Linked DNA regions of Mus musculus: region 1 is linked to region 2. Evidence: chromatin loops called from intact Hi-C (ENCODE). Cell type or tissue: left cerebral cortex. All regions are shown on one strand.

The links. Hi-C counts contacts between places; a loop is a spot of excess contacts. Peaks named below come from ENCODE experiments on the same cell type or tissue, not always from the same donor. Only the 100,000 strongest peaks of a DNase experiment are listed, where the experiment ranks them.
Region 1: it touches region 2 in a loop (2.1-fold over the local background); 2 of 42 quality-filtered maps call a loop at or near these places.

Annotation. Positions count from the first base shown.
Region 1 is chr8:93,827,469-93,831,468 of GRCm38, forward strand. All of the region lies in intron 2 of Gnao1 (guanine nucleotide binding protein, alpha O), which reads left to right. Among named protein-coding and RNA genes, the nearest start is that of 4930488L21Rik, 16 kb to the left of the region's middle. In left cerebral cortex, a CTCF peak has its summit at 2,162 (motif pointing left); DNase peaks (open chromatin) are centred at 3,271 and 4,000; H3K27ac peaks cover 927 bases.
Region 2 is chr8:93,882,058-93,886,057 of GRCm38, forward strand. All of the region lies in intron 2 of Gnao1 (guanine nucleotide binding protein, alpha O), which reads left to right. Among named protein-coding and RNA genes, the nearest start is that of 4930488L21Rik, 71 kb to the left of the region's middle. In left cerebral cortex, CTCF peaks have their summits at 1,565 and 2,433; DNase peaks (open chromatin) are centred at 1,328 and 2,490; H3K27ac peaks cover 3,937 bases.

The DNA.
Region 1 (4,000 bases), 55 kb before region 2:
GTTTTATGGAGCACTCAGAAATATTTGTGAACATTCATGAAAATGTACTATATATTACATATTTCTTTGCTGTGTGGTATTTATTGTTATAAATCAGCCACGACTATGCCATTTTTAAGTTTGAGCTGATTACAAAGAGTACTGCTTTGAATACATTCATGAGAGTGAGTGACTCTGTGTGTGTGTGTGTGTGTGTGTGTGTGTGTGTGTGTTCATTCTGGGGCATGTGCATTTGTAAAGGGTTCTGATGTGGAATTGGTAGGGATTTTAACTGCCTACCATGTTAACTTCCCACACTCTGTGACAGTAACGTCTTCTATCAGACTAGTGGAGGGACCCCTATGGTCAGCGGCTTCTGTTCTACAGCTTACAGGGCAGCGGGTCTTCACTGTGCATTTGCCTCCCGTGTTCTCGATGGGCTTAGAAGCAGAACAGTTCCAATGTCCATTGAGAAGTTCTTTCCCATCCTACTGAGCGGCTTGTTCTCTTGCTGACTTTGCCCAGGTTCTAATCCTCTCGTTGGTTTGTAGGCACTCATCGTCCTGGTTCTTCGTCTGGTCCTGTCACGGTTCTGGGTCCCACCCTCTTCTGTACCTTGTCCTCTCACCCTGCTCATGGTGGTCTGTGATAGAGATGTGTCCTCATTTTTAATGCAGCCGTGTTTTCTTTCTCTTATAGCTACTGGTTTTTGTGTCCTAATTAAGGAGCTTTCCTTTCAAGGTGACAAATGCTGCCCTCCTTTTTTGTCACTCTCTTCAACACACTTTGAGGCTTTTCCCCTTCCTATGGAGCTGTTTGATTTGCCTGTGTGCGCTCTATGATAGGGTCCAGTTTTGTTCCTCCCTAAATGGATGCTCACTTACTCCAGCATCAGTCATGGAGAAGGCCATTCTTCATGTCCCTGTTTTGTGAGATTGATTCTCTGTGCTGTGAACCATGTGTTTATACATAGCGGGGCAGTGGTCTTGACTGATTTTATTCTTAATCCATCACCATAAAGTGTCTTATATTTGATTTAGCAAATGTTCCTCTTTTGTGTTCACAGGCTATTGGCCCTCTGAGTACAAATGCTAGAATTTTTATATACAATGTGTACATGTGCATGCGCATGCACACGCACACACACACAACTTTCTTGTGACTTTGATTCTTTGAATTCTCTAATCTGTTAGATTAGAACTGATGTCTTGAAATGTCTAGAGTCTTTCTAATCCATGAGCATGTTCTCACTTGGAGTTACAGTTCACCTGCAGGTTTGCACTTGGTGTGCATCCTTGTGTAGACAAATGTGTAATGGCATGTATGTCTCATTATAATAGCATACCTGGAATTTTCACTGTCCTAAATCTCCCTGTGCTCCCTCTATTCTAATCCCTCTCTCTCTCTAAGCCCTGAAGACCACTGGCCTTGTCACTGTGCTCATCGCTTGCTCTCCTGAAAGTCATAGAGTTGTAGGCACATGGGAATTGTGGCCTTTGCAGACTGACTTCATTCAGGTTTCCTTCATCTCCTCTCAGGCTTTGGAAGTCCGCTTACTGTTAGTGCTGAACAAGATTCCGTTATCTGAATTACCATAGATTTCTGCTTTTTCTTCTTTTATATACATGGTTGGAAGTCTTCATTGCTTCCAAATTTTGGATTATTTTAATAGAGCAGTTATTAGCTGCTGTATATTTCTAAGTGCAGGTTTTATGGGAGACATGTTGTAAGCTTTTTTTTTTTTCCTTTGTAAATACCAAAGAACACAATTGCTTGGATCGAGTTTTAAAAAGACAAAAACAACAACAACAAATAACAGTTAACCACTAAATTATTCCAGAGTGAGTTTACCTGCCATGTCCCCACCAATAATGCATGGGAGTTCCTGTTGCTCTGTGACCTTCCCAGCATTTGGTGTTGTCAGTGTTGTAGATTTTCAGATCTGTGTGTAGTGGTTCCTCAGTAATGTTAATTCCCGAATGACGTGATATTGGGCACCTTTCTATTGACTCATTTGCCATCTCTTTGTCTCCTCTAGCAAGATGTCTTTTGCTCATTTTAAAAGCAAGTTGTTACTGTTCATATTGTTGAGTCTTCAGGATTAATATAGTTTGGAGCCAGAAAGATGGCTTGGCAGTTAAGAGTACTCAGAAAAGAGCAAAACTTAGTTGCCAGCACTGCTTGTAGGTAACTCCAGCTTCAGGAGTTCTGATGCCCTCTTCTGGCCTGGATGTGCACCTGCAACTCACATACACACACATACACACACACATACACACACACACACACACACACACACACACACACACTTTCATCTAATTTAAAAATAAAATAATTAGTATAGTTTGATGAACAGTATTTGTCAGCTATGGTCTTTGTAAGTATTCCCTCTTAGCCTGTGCCTTGTCTTCATTCTTTTGACTTTGTGTATTGATTTTTGTATTCATCAACTTTAAATTTTGTATAAACTCTAATAGTTAACTCCTATGACTGAAAGCAAAACAAAAACAAATCTGATCTTATTTCTCCTGATTTCCTAAGAAATAACTTTAAGGAGGAACTGGAGGAAGCCAGCTGTGGGAAAGAAAAATAACACGTTTTGGACACCTGTGGTTTGAGATGCTAAATAGAGATGGCCAGTCTGACTCTCACTAGAGAAAGGTCTTGATATTCAGAGAAATTATTCAGACCTTACTCAGGGTCATGCCTTGGCTGGTGATTGGAGAACTAGGGCTCCAGGAGACCTGTATGCCCTGCCGTGTGTGCCCTGGCATGTGTGCCCCACATGTGTGTGTGGCACAGGACTACATATAATCCATCTTGGAGTTCAGATACTCAGTAAAACCCCTCTCTCTGCCTCCTATCTTCTCCTTCTGTCTCACGAGGCCTTCCTTGGCTACTGACAGGGCTTCTGCTGCCTCTTAAAAAGCTGTGTCTACAGATCCAGGTTCCGGCAGCCTGGTTACTGTCAGCTCTTGGTTGAATTCCTGCCCTGAGTTTCTGCCCTCTCCACAATATTCCCTCCCCACGGAGGAAGTCAGTTACCAACTTGTGGGATTCTAAGAACCAAATTAGGAGTTACCTCGGGTATGCTATTCAAGTCTTGATTCCAGAACAGTGGTTGGGAGTTCACCACCTTGCTTCGTTATACAGTGGATTACAGAGACTTTATTTATGCATCATTCTCAGCTCCTCCCTACCAACTGGTGGATGTTGGAGCTGCTTACAAACAGGGGCAGGGGTTGCTGAGGGATCCTGGGGTTCTCTGAACACAGTCCAGGGGTGCTTGATTCAGTGTTACAGTGTCCTACTCTGCAACACATGGCCCTTCCCAGGGTGACAATAAATTACACAACTGCAGAATTAAACAATGAAGGAAAGGAAGGGACAGCTGGATCTTAGCCTGGCTCTGAAATGTGAGCATGCAGACCTCAGCTACTTGGCAGAGGAAGGTCTCTAACAACGGAGAACCTCCAGCCGGAAGTCCCGCACAGCACTGCTTGGGAGAGTAGGCCTGGCTGTTTAAAGAAGGCAAATGTTCTTTTCACTGTTTATCAATTCCAGGAGAGTTTTAGAAACTAGGAGGGACATTTACAAAAGAAATTAGTCCTGCGGTGTCTGGAAAATAACTTGAATGCTGAATATGGTAGCAGTATTTAACCTTTGCCCCAATGGCCTTAAGTCGTCATTTTTTATTATTGTCTTGTGCAAAAAACCAGTGTCCCTGAGGACAGCTGATATGCAACTATTTGTCCTTCCCCACCTCTAAATGGTCCCAAGTGCAGTTAACTCCTCTTTGATAGGCATTGTGTAATTTCCCTGTCTCTTCACTTGCTGACATCTGTCATACCTGGCTGCTTCCAGCGTTCCTCCACATCCACCATTTTCCCTCTTCTCTGTACTACTCTGAATCTATAATGGCCCAGGAAACTAAATGACCAGGCTTGTCACAGTAGTGCGTAGGACAAGAAAAAATAGCGTAGGCCCGTGGACACGGTAAAAAAAAAAAAGATGGGTGCTT
Region 2 (4,000 bases):
GTGGGAAGCAAAGAATCCTACTTAGGGATAGGCAGTGAAAACAAAGAGTGAGTAAGCCTCATTCACAGGCTCGCTCTGTCTTTAAGACGGTCCTGTCTTTGTATGAAACATTCATTTCAAAGGGCTCAGAGTCCATAAAGCTCTTGGTCATCTCCTACAGAATGAGTAATTTCACAGTGGAGTTTCTGGGTATTCCTAGAAGTAACACTGTCTGTCTGTCCTGACTCTGAGATATCCTGCAAGGACCAGGTATCAGAATCTGGGAGCAGAGTCAGGTTAGGTCACAGCAGCAAGAAGAGGGCAACAGGGGTTGGGTCTTGATGAGATAGACTGACAAGCAGGGATACACAGTGGAAGGTGACCATCTTAGGTCCTCATCCATCCTGGCTCCAATAAAAGGACTGCCTTCAGGAAGGACTCAGGTGTAAGCGGGATTACCACCTTAGAACATGAAGACTGATGTCCATGCCTGTTAAACTCATTATTCCACCAGCAACTGTGGTGAGTGAGCAAGACTGAGGGTGTCTCCCCCCTCGTGGAACACATAGTGGCATATCAGGCAACAGATAGTGTTACCATAATTTGTATACAGATGAGGACATGGTTATGGAGGAAAATAAAGAAGGGGAGAGATGGGGGAAATAGCGGGATCTGAGGAAGTGACCTTTGAGCAGAGCCATATAAGCACATCTCTGTTGCAGAGAGATTCTTTGGTCCACATGAATCCCCTGTGAGATTTGCCAGCATGCACCTCCACATTTCCAGAGCTGTCGCATCCTCAAATGCCGCTCATGGCAAAAACACAGACACAGGCATGACATAGAGTTGGACCAGTCTGAGAAACAAGGAAAACTCAGAAAGTTGTCACAACCAGATTTCAAACCAGCACCGGGCCTGAGAGACCAGTAGTACACAGAGGAAATGAGTCCGGAGCCCCCATGAATTGGCCAAGTTTATGTCAGCTGGTCCATGTCAGAGCCAGGGCTAAACCTTAGGTCTCCAGGGTCAGGCTATGAGCTACTGCTGACAATGGAATGTATGATGCCAGTGACTGGAAGTGGAGGATTGTGAGGAGGCCAGAGGTGTCCTGACTGGAGGCAGAGAAGAGGTTCAGAAAGCTTTGATTTAACACAAGCCAGAGTTCAGGCTCTGGCTAGAGACGCCAGCCTTTGAAGAGTTCTGTCTATTTCACATGGGGTTGTTGCAGTCTGTGACCATTCTTTAGAACCCCAGTGTCTTCTGCCTTCAGGTCCAAGATCTGAGCTCTCTACCACAAGACCAAGACCCCAGGTGCAGACCAGCAGCTCCAGTGGGAGGATGACAGGGACTGCCCCTCACCCACATCCCTATGCCACCTAGAGCATGGGGGAAGGGCAGATCTATGCTGGTTCCCAATGATGGCAGCAGAGGCTCTGCCCTGGAGTCACAACAAGTCCCAGGCTTGTCCCTGGCTCTGTCTGGTGACAACTGGCAGCTGACATCTTAGCTTCTGGCTAGAGTTGCATCTTATTAAAAATGCCATCTTTATAATAGATTTCTGCAAGTCACTGTCAGCAGGACATGTCCCTTGTTTGTGCCAGTCACTCCCCTAGGGGACTGATTTGCCTATTGCTATTATTTTAGAACTCCATTCTATAATATTCTAAAATTAGCATGTCAAGCTCTCTAGATAACATTAATTACTAAAGGACCTTTTAATTTTTTAAAATAGTTTTTCTCATCCCATACAGATTTACCATTTAGCCAGGAAGTTTTTAAATGGATCTTTCACCTCCTAAACTTGCCAAGGGTCCCACTTGTACTCAGACATCATACAATCCAGCCTGGGGGCGGGGGGACAGGGTCAACCAGGGTCATCCAATGCCACACAAGCTCTGTTGCTTTTGCTTCCCTGGGAGAAGCATGGCAGTCAGCTGCCCCTGATCTGAAAGTGGCAAGGGGTCACATCCCAAAACAAGCTGCAGTGGGGACGGATGGAGTTGGATGATAATTCATGGTTCATTCAGATGATGGACCCCGTACAGCCAGTGAAGACTCCAGGGTGACACAAGGCACGTGAGGAAACCTGGACAGGATGGGCTGAGTTGCCCATGCTGTGTTGAGTTGCCCATGCTGTGTACCCCCACACATACACACACCTCAGTATTCAGCAGACCCTAAAGTCTGTACCTAGCATCTGGCCATGTAAGAAACACTTGTCAGCCAAGCATGGCAGCATCTACCTGATATGTCAGCACTCCAGAAGCTAGGGCACAATTGCAAAGTTGAGGTCAGCCCAGGCTACACAGCAAGACCCTGTTTCAAAGGAAAGAGGATTTTTTGAAGTGAACATGGCATTCATCGTGAAATGAAGCCACCATAGGATGCCATTTTGGGGGCGGCTATGCTTGTGGACGTGTGCCAGACTGTGGCGTGGCTCCTCCCTGTGGCAGGATGGTTGGAGGCAGCTATCTTCCTTCTCTTTTGCTCAGCTGTGTGGGTTGGAATCCATAAGTGTTCCAAGAACAGGCCTTCAGTCAGAGCCGTGGAAGTCAGAGAAAGAGGAGGAGAGCTACCGTTTAAAAGTGCCCTGCTATTGGAGCAGTGCCTTGGTGGGAGTCTAGATGGTTTGGGAGGTGCGCAGATGAACATTTATTTTAGTAGATGAGCATGTTTTACATGTAGTTAAAAGGCAATGTATACCTAGCATGTTAGCCATCGGTGATTGGGCCCCACTGCTATCAGTGGCCTGTCCCTCCACTCTGTCATTCATCCATCGCCCCAGCACACAGGGTACCCACTGGATGTTGTCTGCATTATCTGTTCTTTGCCTGACACTTTTGCTTATACATTGTCCCTCCCTGTTCATTCAAGCTTTACCTTCGCACATAACGTCCTGGCTCCTAATTCTCCCTGCCCAATGCTGATCACCTGTTTTGTGCCTATTACACCACAATGCTTGCTTGTGTGCTTCCTTCTTTTGTCTGCCAGGTTCATGATTGCCTCCTGGATGCTGTCTGAACTTGAGCTAGCACACTCAGACTGAGTGAGAAGGGAAGACTCTCCCCATGGAGAAGTGAAGAAGACAGTGATCTTGGGGTGTCCCTGGTTCTGCCAGTTGAGAACTAGCTCTTGTGCCTGGAGAAGAATGAAGTTCTGACTTCCATCGGGGTCTCCAGGCTCTATTTTTCTGGGTGCTGAGAGTCAGAAATTAAGGCTGTGGCATAATTGCTTTGCAAAACACAGGCATCTGCCCAGTCATTGTTCTTCAAGCCTACCACTGTAGACAAGGGTTATCCTCTAGTTCCCAGAACACTGTTCAGCTGAGGCCAGGATCTACAGCACTGCATGGGAAGGGTCTCATGGCTGCTGAGACAAGACTAGAGGTCTAGCCTTGTTTTGGTACCTGTTTGTCTGCAGCGTTTAGCTAATTAGCTGCTCTTTGCTATGCCAGCTCCTCCCCACAAATTATTTAATATTGCTATCATCCGTTACAGACAGAGTCCTTGTCCCCATTTTATAGAAGGGGGACCTGGGCCCAAGAAAGTTGGTAACTTGCCTGTACCCACATGGCTGGTGAATAGTACAGTCAGGACCTCTTCACATCTTATCAGGGCCAGTATTTGTTTGTAGAATGAATGAGTGCTGTAGTCTAGAGGAGTTGAAATTCTGTGGGCTCCCAGAAGCCGTTAGTGCTCACCCTTCTCCTTCGCCTGCCCATACATTGTACCCTGGGGTCTGATTGGCTTCTCTCATTAATCCTTACTCTCAGTGGTCCCTGAAGCTACATCCACCCCCACTGTCCTTGAGGGAAAGCAGATACAATGACACTGTCTTATGAAGCCTGCAAAATGGTTCATTCAGTAAAGTGCTTGCCGCACAAGCATGAGGATTGGAGTTCAAATCCCAGCTACCCACATACAGTGGCACATGCTTTTAATCCCAGTGCCTAGGTGATGGAACAGACAGATCCTTAACTAGCCAGCTAGTTTACTTGCTTGGTAAGCTCCAGGTTCTGTAA